Linked DNA regions of Mus musculus: region 1 is linked to region 2. A link is a loop called in an ENCODE intact Hi-C map of the cell type or tissue named here. Cell type or tissue: heart. All regions are shown on one strand. Links, peaks and the distances in the headings refer to the core of each region. The heading gives the core; the rest is flanking DNA. Region 1 holds the start of Usp47 (ubiquitin specific peptidase 47). Region 2 overlaps Usp47 (ubiquitin specific peptidase 47).

Region 1 (5,380 bases), core at 174-5,173, 52 kb after region 2:
ACCAGCACCAAAGGAAATGAAGGTTAGCTTTCTCGTAAAACCTATTCCTTCCTTCCTTGTTACTTAGTACAAAGTTCAAAATGCCGGACTGGACCATAGGAGGACTCACATTCCCGACTTCCTAACTCTCAGTTGTTGAAACTGTTCCAGAGGCAAGATCTTTAGTTCGTGCTTATCTGCTGTACTGAGACTTAGAGATGTCTGACAGATAAAATACTGACACACACACAACTCAGCCTTAAACAGCAAACAGGCACTCCACTGAGTTTGATAGCACACACTTTTAATCCCAGCATCGGGGGAGACAGACAGGGAAACCTCTTAAGAATTTCCAGGCCAGCTTATCTACAAGTGAGTTCCAAGCCAGCCAAGTCTGTACTTCAAAGTCCACATAGTAAGATCCTACCTCAAAACGGCAAAACAAAACCCTAAAAATCAACTTATTATCCATCTAAGGAAAGATGGGAAATTTTAACTATTCAGGTACAAAATAAAGTCACTTTGCATTGTGCCAGGGGTTGTCTGTGTAGCAACAAATTGCTACAATTAAAAAACAAACAAACAAAACCTAAACATTTAGGAATCCGAAATGATCGTGTATAAATATCAAGATCCTACCATCCTAATTTCAACTTAACACTTGGCATCTATTTAAGGTATATGAGATATAAAAGTCCAAAGCATTAAGCCTGACGACCAGCAGTTAAAAATACATGTTTGAATATGCTGAGGATATTTATAAAGCCAACGGACTATTAATATGTCGAAATCCACTGGCCAGTGCAGGATTCTACCTTTAATCTTCTACTACTGACTGTTCAAGGGAAGCCAAGAAGTCCGGGAGTCTTATGTCACTCGCTTTTAAGAATTTAAGTCACCCAAGTTGGCAACACCAGAAAAAGACCAAAATTACACACAAAAACAACGTTTCGTCTCTCCATATGGTGAAATTAACTCGGCTATCTCTTACCCTCCCGTTCAAGCCCCACTTAACTACTTTTTCAACGATCCTGGGTAGGCCCCATTTAGGCTGGCCGATAGTACTACGAAGTAACAGGAGGGGGAATGGAGGCTGGGGGGAGGGGGGTGGGGAGACCGACAACTCTTTAACAGTTAAGTCTGCCCTCCCACAGATCTCAACTTAGGTGTCGATTTCACAAGCCCCGTAAGCTATACGCTGTCAAACCCCAGAAGCAGCACCGTCACCCCGTCCTGCCCACGGGCAACTGTTCCAGAATGTTTTCTTTGAAACGATCTCTCTTAACTCTCTCGGCTCGACGTGTGTGAAGTCTGGACTTCAAAGGCCACTTTCTCTCCGCAATACTCCCCCCCACCCCCGGGAGCAGAACCCAACTCCTCGGGTCCAGTCTTTGATGCGTTAGCCCCTCGCAGCCGGAGCTCTCCCTCGGCTACGTGGCCCCGGGAACCAGCGGTCTCCAACTGCCCGCCGCGCCCACCGTCCACCCGGCCCCACGCCTGCCCGGCCCTAGCCTTGCCTCCCGCTCGGGGCCTGCACGACTTCGAGCGGACCGCAGGCTTCGGGCCTAGTCTGGCCCGCCGGCCCCTCACCTCCTTCGGGACCAGTTGGTTCTCCTCGCCGGGCACCATCGCTCAGACTCCGACCGCTCGTCTCCGCCCTGCCTGCGGGGGCCTGGTGGAGGTGGCGGCGGCTGTGTCTCAGGAGAGAACGGCAGCGACAGTCATCCTCCCAGCCGCCTGCGCTCCAGCAACTGAGGAGGCCTCCGCTCAGGCCTTAGACACCAGCGCGCAGACACCGACCCAGGGCGCCGCCGCCGTCGCCGCTGCTGCCGCCGCCGCTGCCGCCGCCGCCGCCGCCCCTCCCCCGGCCCGCGGCAATCAATGGAAAAATGGCGGCCGCCGCTCTCGCGAGAATTCAACGCAGTGGGCGCGCGGCCCGGCGTCTGGCGCCTGGGGTATGCAGGCGGCCGTCGTGAGCTCGGGATCTTCTCACCTCTTGCTCAGCCCCGGGGTACGCCGCGCTACGCTGGTTGAGAGCCGGTGTAGGCGCTTTTCACTACGGGGAAGCCGGTCCTCCCATCCTCCGGCTCCCTCTGTCGGCCGAGGGAGGGACGAGGCCCCTGCGTCACGAACGAGCTCCAGTTCAAAGCCCCCCTTTCAGCCCTGCAGTCCCCAGACTCTTTCCTGGTCTCCAGCGACCCCGCTGCAGCCCCACTTGAGGAACCTTTGGCCTCGAGCTGGTAAACAACGCGCCTTGTAGAGAAATCGCCTTTCTGGCTTTCGCCCTCAAGGCTCTGGTCCTCGTCTGTCATGTTTTCGTGGCCGCCCCACTCTCCTTAGGGACCTCGGTGCCCATCAGCTAGCCCCTGGAGCCCCTTAAAGAGGGGTCACTACACTTAGAGGTGCTCCCCTGCACCCTTCTGGGTGGCTTGCTGTCATCCTCCTACAGGGCCAAGTCTGAGGGAGCCTTTTGAGAGCAGAGCTGTGGTGCGCTTCAACCTGTGCTGTCCTTTTGAATATGTTTTTTTTTGTAATCTCCCCAGACGGTAAATACCATGTGTTTGACCAAACAAATCTCCTATTAGTCATTTTCCTTCACCGCACTCCTTCCATTATGAAGACCCAGTGAGACGTCTTTCATGAAGACTTTTGGCAAACTAGTCCTCTTACAGCCTGCTGAGTTAATTCCATTGTGCCATGTACCCAGCATCCACAGCGCCAACTCCTTTACCTATGCTATTGGTTCGCCAAACTTGTTACTATTGAACACCCCACACCCAAGAAAAGCTCTCTATACAGTTATGTAAGATTTATTAGAATTCTGCTATTTGTGGCACTGTAAAACATCTACAAATTCTAAAAATTATAGCAAAGACAGACATTTAAAATAAACGAGATTTTAAGTAGTAATGGTATAAAAAAATCCATTAACCCTACTGAAAATATTTAGTGAACGCACTCTGATTGACTAGGTTTCATTAGTTTTTTAAAAGCTAATTCTTTGTGAAACACTTATTAAAATATCTGATTCAGTGTTCAGGTTATTTCTGTACTTGGCTTTAATAGCTGTCATAAGCTGAAAAAGGTAACCCACAAAGATTTTGATCCTAATGGAAGAAGTGCATTTTCAACTACTATTACTAATACAATGCTCATTTTTATCTGTTTCAGCTTCCAGCCATACAAAGGGTTTTGTTGAAATTCAGCTACTAATTTTCCATCTTTCCTAATGTCAACTAGAATTTTTATGTTTTAACAGGTGGGCTGCAGTGGTGAAGGACTTTCCAAGCATACAGAGCGTTCCGAATTCAATCCCTACCTCCTTCTCCCAGAACAGTCAAATACCTTCTCCCAAAACAATCAACAAAATAAAAACAAAAATCCAAGTAGACTAAAAATTCTTTAAATACACTACTCAGATTTCTGAAAAGGCCAAAAAAGTCTGTCTTCATGTTTAAGCATACATATGATGAGTTTGGGAAGAGTGTTTAATTTTTTTTATTTTTTATTTTGTGTGTATCAGAGTGTACATGAACCACAACCATGCAGCTCACAGATGTTGGAAGAGGCACCAGATGCTCTGGGATTGGTGTTATGGGCAGTTGTGAGTCACTTGGGTCCTCTGTAAGAGCAACAAGTGCTCTTAACTACTGAGCCATCTCTTCAGCCTTAATATGTAAATGTTTGAAACTTCATCATAGACTTTTAAGAAATACTGCATCAAGATTCTCTTGACTATTGAAATGTAAATTGTTCTAAAGGTGAATAACTCAACTTGCATATCCACGGTCCCCCTGGCTGGCACATCTTGGACAAAATCACAAAGTGGGAGTATGTCCAAATCTGTTTCACGCATGCCATTTCCATTTCCTAAGTGAGCTGGTTCTCTAGAAGCCTTGTTAGAAGTTAGGTGCCATTCTAGTTTTCCTTTTTTTCCTTCATGCTTACACTCATGACCTCTTTCGTGAAATCCTTTCTGGATTCTTTCATCTTGGTAAAAGTTGATTTAACGAAATAATAATATAGCAAGTATCTTAGTCAGGGTTATTATTGCCATGGTGGAGCACCATGTCCCAAAGCAACCTGGCAGAATAGGGTTTTATTTGACTTATACTTATGCATAGTCCTTCATTGAAAGAAGTCTGGTCAAGAACTCAAACAGGGCAGGAACAGGTAAGAGCTCATGCAGAGCCCCTGAAGGAGTGCTGCCCATTGGCCTACACTCATGGCTTACTCAGCCTGCCTTATAGCACCAAGACTGCCAGCAACTCACAGTAGCTGGGCCTTCCCCCATCAATCACCAATTAAGAAAACACCTTGTATATATATAGTCCAATCTTATAGAGGCATTTTCACAATTGAGGTTCCCTCATTTCAGATGACTCTAGCTTGTGTCAAATTGACATAAAGCTAGCAAACATAATGAGAGAATTGACATGGACTAAATCTTAATATACCAAGAAGCAATAAAGTGAAGAACCCCTGAACTATTACCCACATTGCAGAGAACATACTTTTCACTTAAGAATAGTGAGATGCTGATGTTGATCTATGGACTAAATATTGATAAGGTTTAATTTTTTCTTGTTTATTTATTCATTTAATTTATTGAGATGGATGTCTCAAGAAGAGAGTACAGCACAGGAATACAGTAGAGTTCCTGGAGAGCAGTGCAGTGGAGTTGAGAGGGAGAGTGGAGCAGCACAGAGACGGAGAAGGAGGCAGTTTTACCCCCAGAGTTTTCCAGAGACAGATTGAAGAGAGAACAAGCTAAGTAAAGGCAGTATGAGCAAGAGAATGAGAAGGAGCCAGAAGATTAGAAAAGATTGTTAGAGCCAATTTGAGGCTAAGCAGAGCATTTCAGAGACTGAGAGAAAAGCCAGATTGAAGCAGTCAGCATGGAGAGGAGTTTTGAACCAGAACAGCTGACCAGCCAGCCAGAGCTCAGAAAGAACAAGAAAGAGTGAGCTTACTCAGCAGCATGTCTCAGAGGCTGAGAACATCCTAGACCTAGATAACGATGGTATGAAGACCCGAAGTTTCCAGGACTAAGCCTAGGTTAGCAGTAAGCCTCCCAGACAACAGTTACAACAGAATAGAAGTTACTTTTACATACGGCATTCAAAGTGGTTGGAAGGAAAACCCAACATGATTAGAGAAGAAAGCCCACCAACACTGCAGAAAGCATAAGACATTTGACAGAAATGCTGCAGAGGAAAAAGTTGCCTGGATTGGCTCCAGAGGAAGCCTCAGCTCTTCGAGTTCATCTGGATGACCAGAGAGACTGAAGCAGCTGGAGCCTTAAGCCCAGAGCAAGGAATGACTTGGGAGCCTCGGAGACAGTAAATCTTATGGAACCACAGCCACCCCAAATGACAATTTTAATGGTATACACATTTAA
Region 2 (5,380 bases), core at 132-5,131:
CTCCTTTCCTTTTATAATTGATTCACATTCCTACAATGTTTTTATTAATATAAATTTAGATTTCTTTAAGATGAAAGTCTTTGATGTACATAAGTAAGCTCAAGGTCATGAAACCACCAAGTAATACTCAACAAGAATAGCTTTTGTTGGTTGTAATAACATTTTCTAAGCATATCCTCTAGTTCTCAGTACAGTCTTCTTCCTGTGAGGACATTTGATTCAAGACAAAATGAAGGTGAAAAATCACCCCCAGAACTGCAAGCTAAGCATGGAGGCACACACCTGCAACCCCAGCATCTGGGATGCAGAGGCATAAGGACTGCTCATTTCAGGCCAGCCATAAACAAGACTCTGTTTCAAAAAAGCAAAACAAAACCAACCAAACAGATTAAAAAAAAAAAAAAAGTCCCCAAATTCCAAACAAACAAGCAAAGTCTGTATTTCTTTCCCCTGGGATAGGTTTCCCTTCACAACAAATATGTCAGGAATATACAAACACAGACCAGATCTTCATCTACATTTAAATAGGAATTTGATGAAGAATATCTCTTTTCAAGTTCAACAGATTTCCTAACTTTAATTAAGCACAATCCAATCTTGTTATTCCCTCTCTGTCTCTCTCCGTACATGTGTACACATCCAGCCTGATCCGCTACTTTATCAGTTCTTTACAAATGCTCATCAGCTGCCATTCAGTGAATATCCACTGCAGTTATAGCAGCTTCTTACAATAGCTAGACAGAAAAATGAGAGCCAAAGTTTAGAGATTTACTAGGATGTACCAAATATAAAGGCATATTATCTCTGGTGCTTTCTAGCACTAAATGGTGACATGTAAGGACCAGGTGGAGAACAAGTGAAGCAGTTAAAGACTGTCAGGACAAAGATGGAAGCTCCTCTCTACCAACACTGGGACAACACAGCTGAGGTGCAGTAAACATTGTTTTCATCATGCTCACACAAATACTATGTTGGTTAGTTTTATGTCATTTGACACATGCTATAGTCATCAGAGAGGAGGGAGTCTCTATTGAGAAAATGTTTCCATAAGATCAAGCTGTAGTCAAGCCTGTAGGAGAGCCAAGCAGTGCCATTCCTTGGCTGGTGGTTCTGGGCTCTATAAGAAAGCAGGCTGAGCAAGCCAAGATGAACAAGCCAGTGAGAAGCGCTCCCCTCTGATCTCTGTACCAGCTCCTGCCTCCAGGTTTCTGCCCTGATTCTCTTCAATAATGAACAGTTTGTCAAAGCTTAAGCCAAATAAACCCTTTCCTCCCAAACTTGCCTTTGGTGTTTTATCACAACAGTAACCTTAACTAAGACAAATACTAAATGAAACTTGATGACCATTTACACTTGTATTTGAACCCCTGGAAGAAAGAGATTTTACAACTAGTATTCAGTTTCAATCAGGAAAACAACACACAAAACTTTTACAGCAACAAGGATTTATCATCCTGTAACAACTACCCTTTCTGATTGGAAATAGTTCACACAATGCAATCAGGAGAGCATCACACACACACACACACACACACACACATTAAATAAAGCTAGAAAACCCTTGGAGGTCAATGAATAGAAAGAAACGGATGAACCTTTCCTGCATTCATCAAAATTCCATGTATAAACTATTGAAAGTTCCAAGTTAAAACAAAATATAGAATCAAAGAGTAATAGATAAAACCTCTAGTATATTTGTTTTTGTAACTTCGTTTAAGAGCTAGAAAACTTATGTGGTGGTAACCAGTACCTTAATTCTCGAAGAGTATTGGCACAAACAGAAGACAGTAAGGTTATATATTACTTGTTCATTCACTCATACATTTGCACCATGTGTATTAAAGATCAGAAATCCAGCTATAATATAGTTTCATTAATAAAGAAACTATGAAACAAGACTGTTATCCAAAATCAAGAGAGAATCCCAGAGGTGAAACCCTTTTGTCTCTTAAAGAGCTTATGCTATTCTGACCAAATAAGAATACTTGAAATGTACAGTTTCAGGAAAAGTTTTTAGCCACAGCAATAATCTCATGTGGTAAGCTAATGGAAAATGAGAAAGGAGAAAGCTTTCATCAAGAGCACACTTTAAATATATCAGTCTTAACTCACGTCACACAACTCTTCTCAAAATAAATAGGGGCTGGAAAGATAGCGCAGTGGTAAGAAAACTGGCTGCTTTCCCAGAGGCCTGGGGCTTGATTCCTAGCCCATATAGTGCCTCACAACTGTCTCAAATTCTAATTTCAAGGGATCCGACGCCCTCTTCTGGCCTAAAGGGCATCACGCACACATGTAACACAGATATTCAGGCAAAACACTCATATACCTAAAGTAATTTTAAAAAATTAAAATAAAAATATAAAGTGTATAATGAAAAGCATAACAAGGAAATGTAGTATTTACCTCATCTTCAATATCAATAAATGTGCTCATATCCAGCTCCTCCGGAAATGACATTCGATCATTCAGTTTAATTCTATGCATGGTTGTATAATCAAAATCAAACCTTTTCAACTGTAAGGTCAGCAGATAGGGGAAATGCAAAAACCGAAGGCCCTAAAAAGAGGCAAGTGAGGTTAGGGGGACAAATGGACAGAATACTGAATATCATCTTAGACAAAGTAATATATTTACAAGTCTCTTACCTTCCGAGCATCACACTTCTTCTTACAACGTTCACAAAAATATTGATTTGGGCCATCCAAGATCTCTGGTTGAATAAATGCATGCAACGCTTCTTCCTAGTTTGAAAAAAAAGTAATTGTTTTACAATTATTTAAAACACTGCTTAATGTTAAAACTGTAACTGAAATCACCAAAACTGGTATGAATAAAATGATTAGAACAAAATTAGCAGCAAAGTATCATTATAATTATCATTAAAAGTTCTAACAAAATTATGTTATTTCATTCTTCATAAAAATTGCCTTGGTCACTATTTTATATTGCAACCACTTTTACTTTTTTTTTTTTTTTAAATAAGTTTTTCAAGGCAGGATTTTATTAAGTAGCTTGGGCGGTCCTGGAACTCAAAGAGATCTGCCTGCCTCTGCCTCCCAAGTGCTGGCTGGCATTAAAGGCGTGTGCCACCACCACCCGACTTCTACCTAATTTCTTACTGACTTTTACACTGTGGTGTTAGACTGAATGCTATAGAAAGGAAAAGTCCTGATCTTTAGAAAGTAGGTAGGTCCTGAGCTATGAAAGGGACAGAACATTACCAATACCATGCTGTTGTTAGCACACAGAACAGAAAAGGACTGCTTCTGGTAAGCTACAGTTTGATATGTTAAGCTATTAACAAATTAAGCTTCTAAATTAGCTCCAAACTGTGACTTTATCATTCTAGGGTGACGAGCTTTGCTTTAACGTGGGCCATCCCCTCCCTCACACACTATGAACAGTTTAACTGCTCATATAGTTGTAGAGTGTATTTTTCAGAAGTCAAAGTAGAACAAGGAGAGTCTTACATTCTTAGGTTAGCAAATATAAAGCCAGGATCATTACAATTTTATAGCACATAATCTAGGCACAAGTGCAACCAGAAGGAACATAGCCCGGACCCCATCTTCTCAGTGATGGCCTAGCTGTATTCTCCTCTCATGCTCTCATTGTTGGCCTATACAATATTGTCGTATTCTCCACAGATCCATTTTTCTTCACTATTTAGCATTTGCTTTGTTTAGAATAGGGAAACCAGTATTTCTAGGCTTTATAAATAATAAGAACTGGAACAACACACTGAGCACTATCTCCTGCATCTCTGGTGCTGTGAGCAATTATTGTTAGTGACACACAGCAGCAATGCAACACGCCTCCTTACAAACAGCTATATTCAGGCATCTCCATGAGACTCTCTGCTCTGAGTCAGGGAAAGAATTCAAGATATCTTTATCTAAGCCATTCATTCATCTTGTTTTCATTTTCATTTCTAAGATAATTATAAATTTGCACATACTTGCAAGAATTGATATTACCCAGAGATACTCTGTATACATTGCTCTGCTTCCTAAAAATGATATTTTGCAAACTATAGAACATCATAATGGTGATGGGGTCACTAACATGATACTCCTTCATTCAAACATTCTCAAATCACTGTTTGCCCCAGTCTGTTTATTAAGTTAGTTCTGTGTATTTATTATCTGAATTGGGTCCTCTTTACCACAGGATAGCCAAGGCATTAAATAGTTTCTATATAAAAGATAGGAATTGACCAAATTCAGTAACTCTAGTAATGACCAACAGTGGTGCAATTCTAAAATGTATTCATAAAAAATATTTACATGACCAAGTTTATGCAAATGAAATCAGACAGTATGCCAACTTTTGTGACTGGCTTTCTTCCATCCATGTTCATTTCCTCCATTCATTCCAATTACTGCTCATTGTATCTACAGCTTACACATATTAGAATTTGTTCAATCATTTACTTGTAAAGGCAAATCTTATCTTACTTATTTTTTAATATTAAAAATAAAAATGCAACCAATATTAATGTATAAGTTTTTATAGGCATATAAATTTACTTCTTTTAGATAAATGGCCCAGAATACAATTACTGGGACTTGTTTTAATTCCATATTCAGTTTCATAAAGATAATCTGTAATGTTTACAATTATACAGCAATGTAACCCAGTTTCTCTGCATTGTGAGTTTTAAGTTCTATAACTATTTTGTGTGTGTGAATGTATGTATTTGTGTATGTGTATAGGCATCTATCTGTATACTGAAGTTAAAAGTCAATGTTGTAAGTCTTCCTCAATCGTTCTTCACCTTATTTTTAGAAACAGGGTCTCTTACTGACCATCAGTCCACCCAATCTGGCCAGCTAGCAAACCTTAGGCATCTTGCTAGTAAACATAAGTTAACTTCCTTTCTCCATCTCCCCAGCACTTTAAGTACTGGCATGCATCTCTATGCTCAACTTCTATGTGAGCTCTGGGATGGAAAATCAGCTTCTCAAGCTTGCACGGCTAACACTTTACTAGCGCAGCCACTGTCATGATTTGTACTGTTAACTGTTCCAGGGGCAGGAAGAAAGATCTTCATTGTAAAACCTACATTTCCTGTAGCTAGTTGACTAAAAATGTCTTTTTTGATTCTGGCATATGACTGCCTAATCTGATGAAATGCTGGTAGTATCTTTTGCCAATTTTCTAAATGGACTGTGAGATTAAAAAATAAAACTGATGGCTTGAAATTATATATTTTAAATATTCCTTTGTCAGATATATGATGCACAAATATTCTATTTCAGGAGTAAATACTTTTAATTTTGTGAGTTATATTTTTGACATTACAGCTCTTCTGATGTCTAGATTTATATGATTTTGTTTTTACTAAAGCTTTACATATTTTATATTGAAGTGTATG

Evidence for each region. Peaks named below come from ENCODE experiments on the same cell type or tissue, not always from the same donor. Only the 100,000 strongest peaks of a DNase experiment are listed, where the experiment ranks them.
Region 1: a loop joins it to region 2, with 2.2 times the contacts of the local background. A loop is called at or near these places in 4 of 42 quality-filtered maps.

Annotation. Positions count from the first base shown.
Region 1 is chr7:112,019,936-112,025,315 of GRCm38, reverse strand. It overlaps Usp47 (ubiquitin specific peptidase 47), which reads right to left and starts at 1,810. Exons shown (of 29, transcript NM_001357952.1): 1 at 1,570-1,810. The coding sequence starts at 1,608. It also overlaps Gm3960. In heart, for the core only: a CTCF peak has its summit at 2,076 (motif pointing left); DNase peaks (open chromatin) are centred at 1,505 and 1,955; H3K4me3 peaks cover 2,717 bases; H3K27ac peaks cover 2,616 bases.
Region 2 is chr7:112,071,836-112,077,215 of GRCm38, reverse strand. It overlaps Usp47 (ubiquitin specific peptidase 47), which reads right to left. Exons shown (of 29, transcript NM_001357952.1): 9 at 2,649-2,744; 10 at 2,407-2,559. Among named protein-coding and RNA genes, the nearest start is that of Usp47, 51 kb to the right of the region's middle. In heart, for the core only: a CTCF peak has its summit at 2,250 (motif pointing left); no DNase peak of the experiment used is centred there.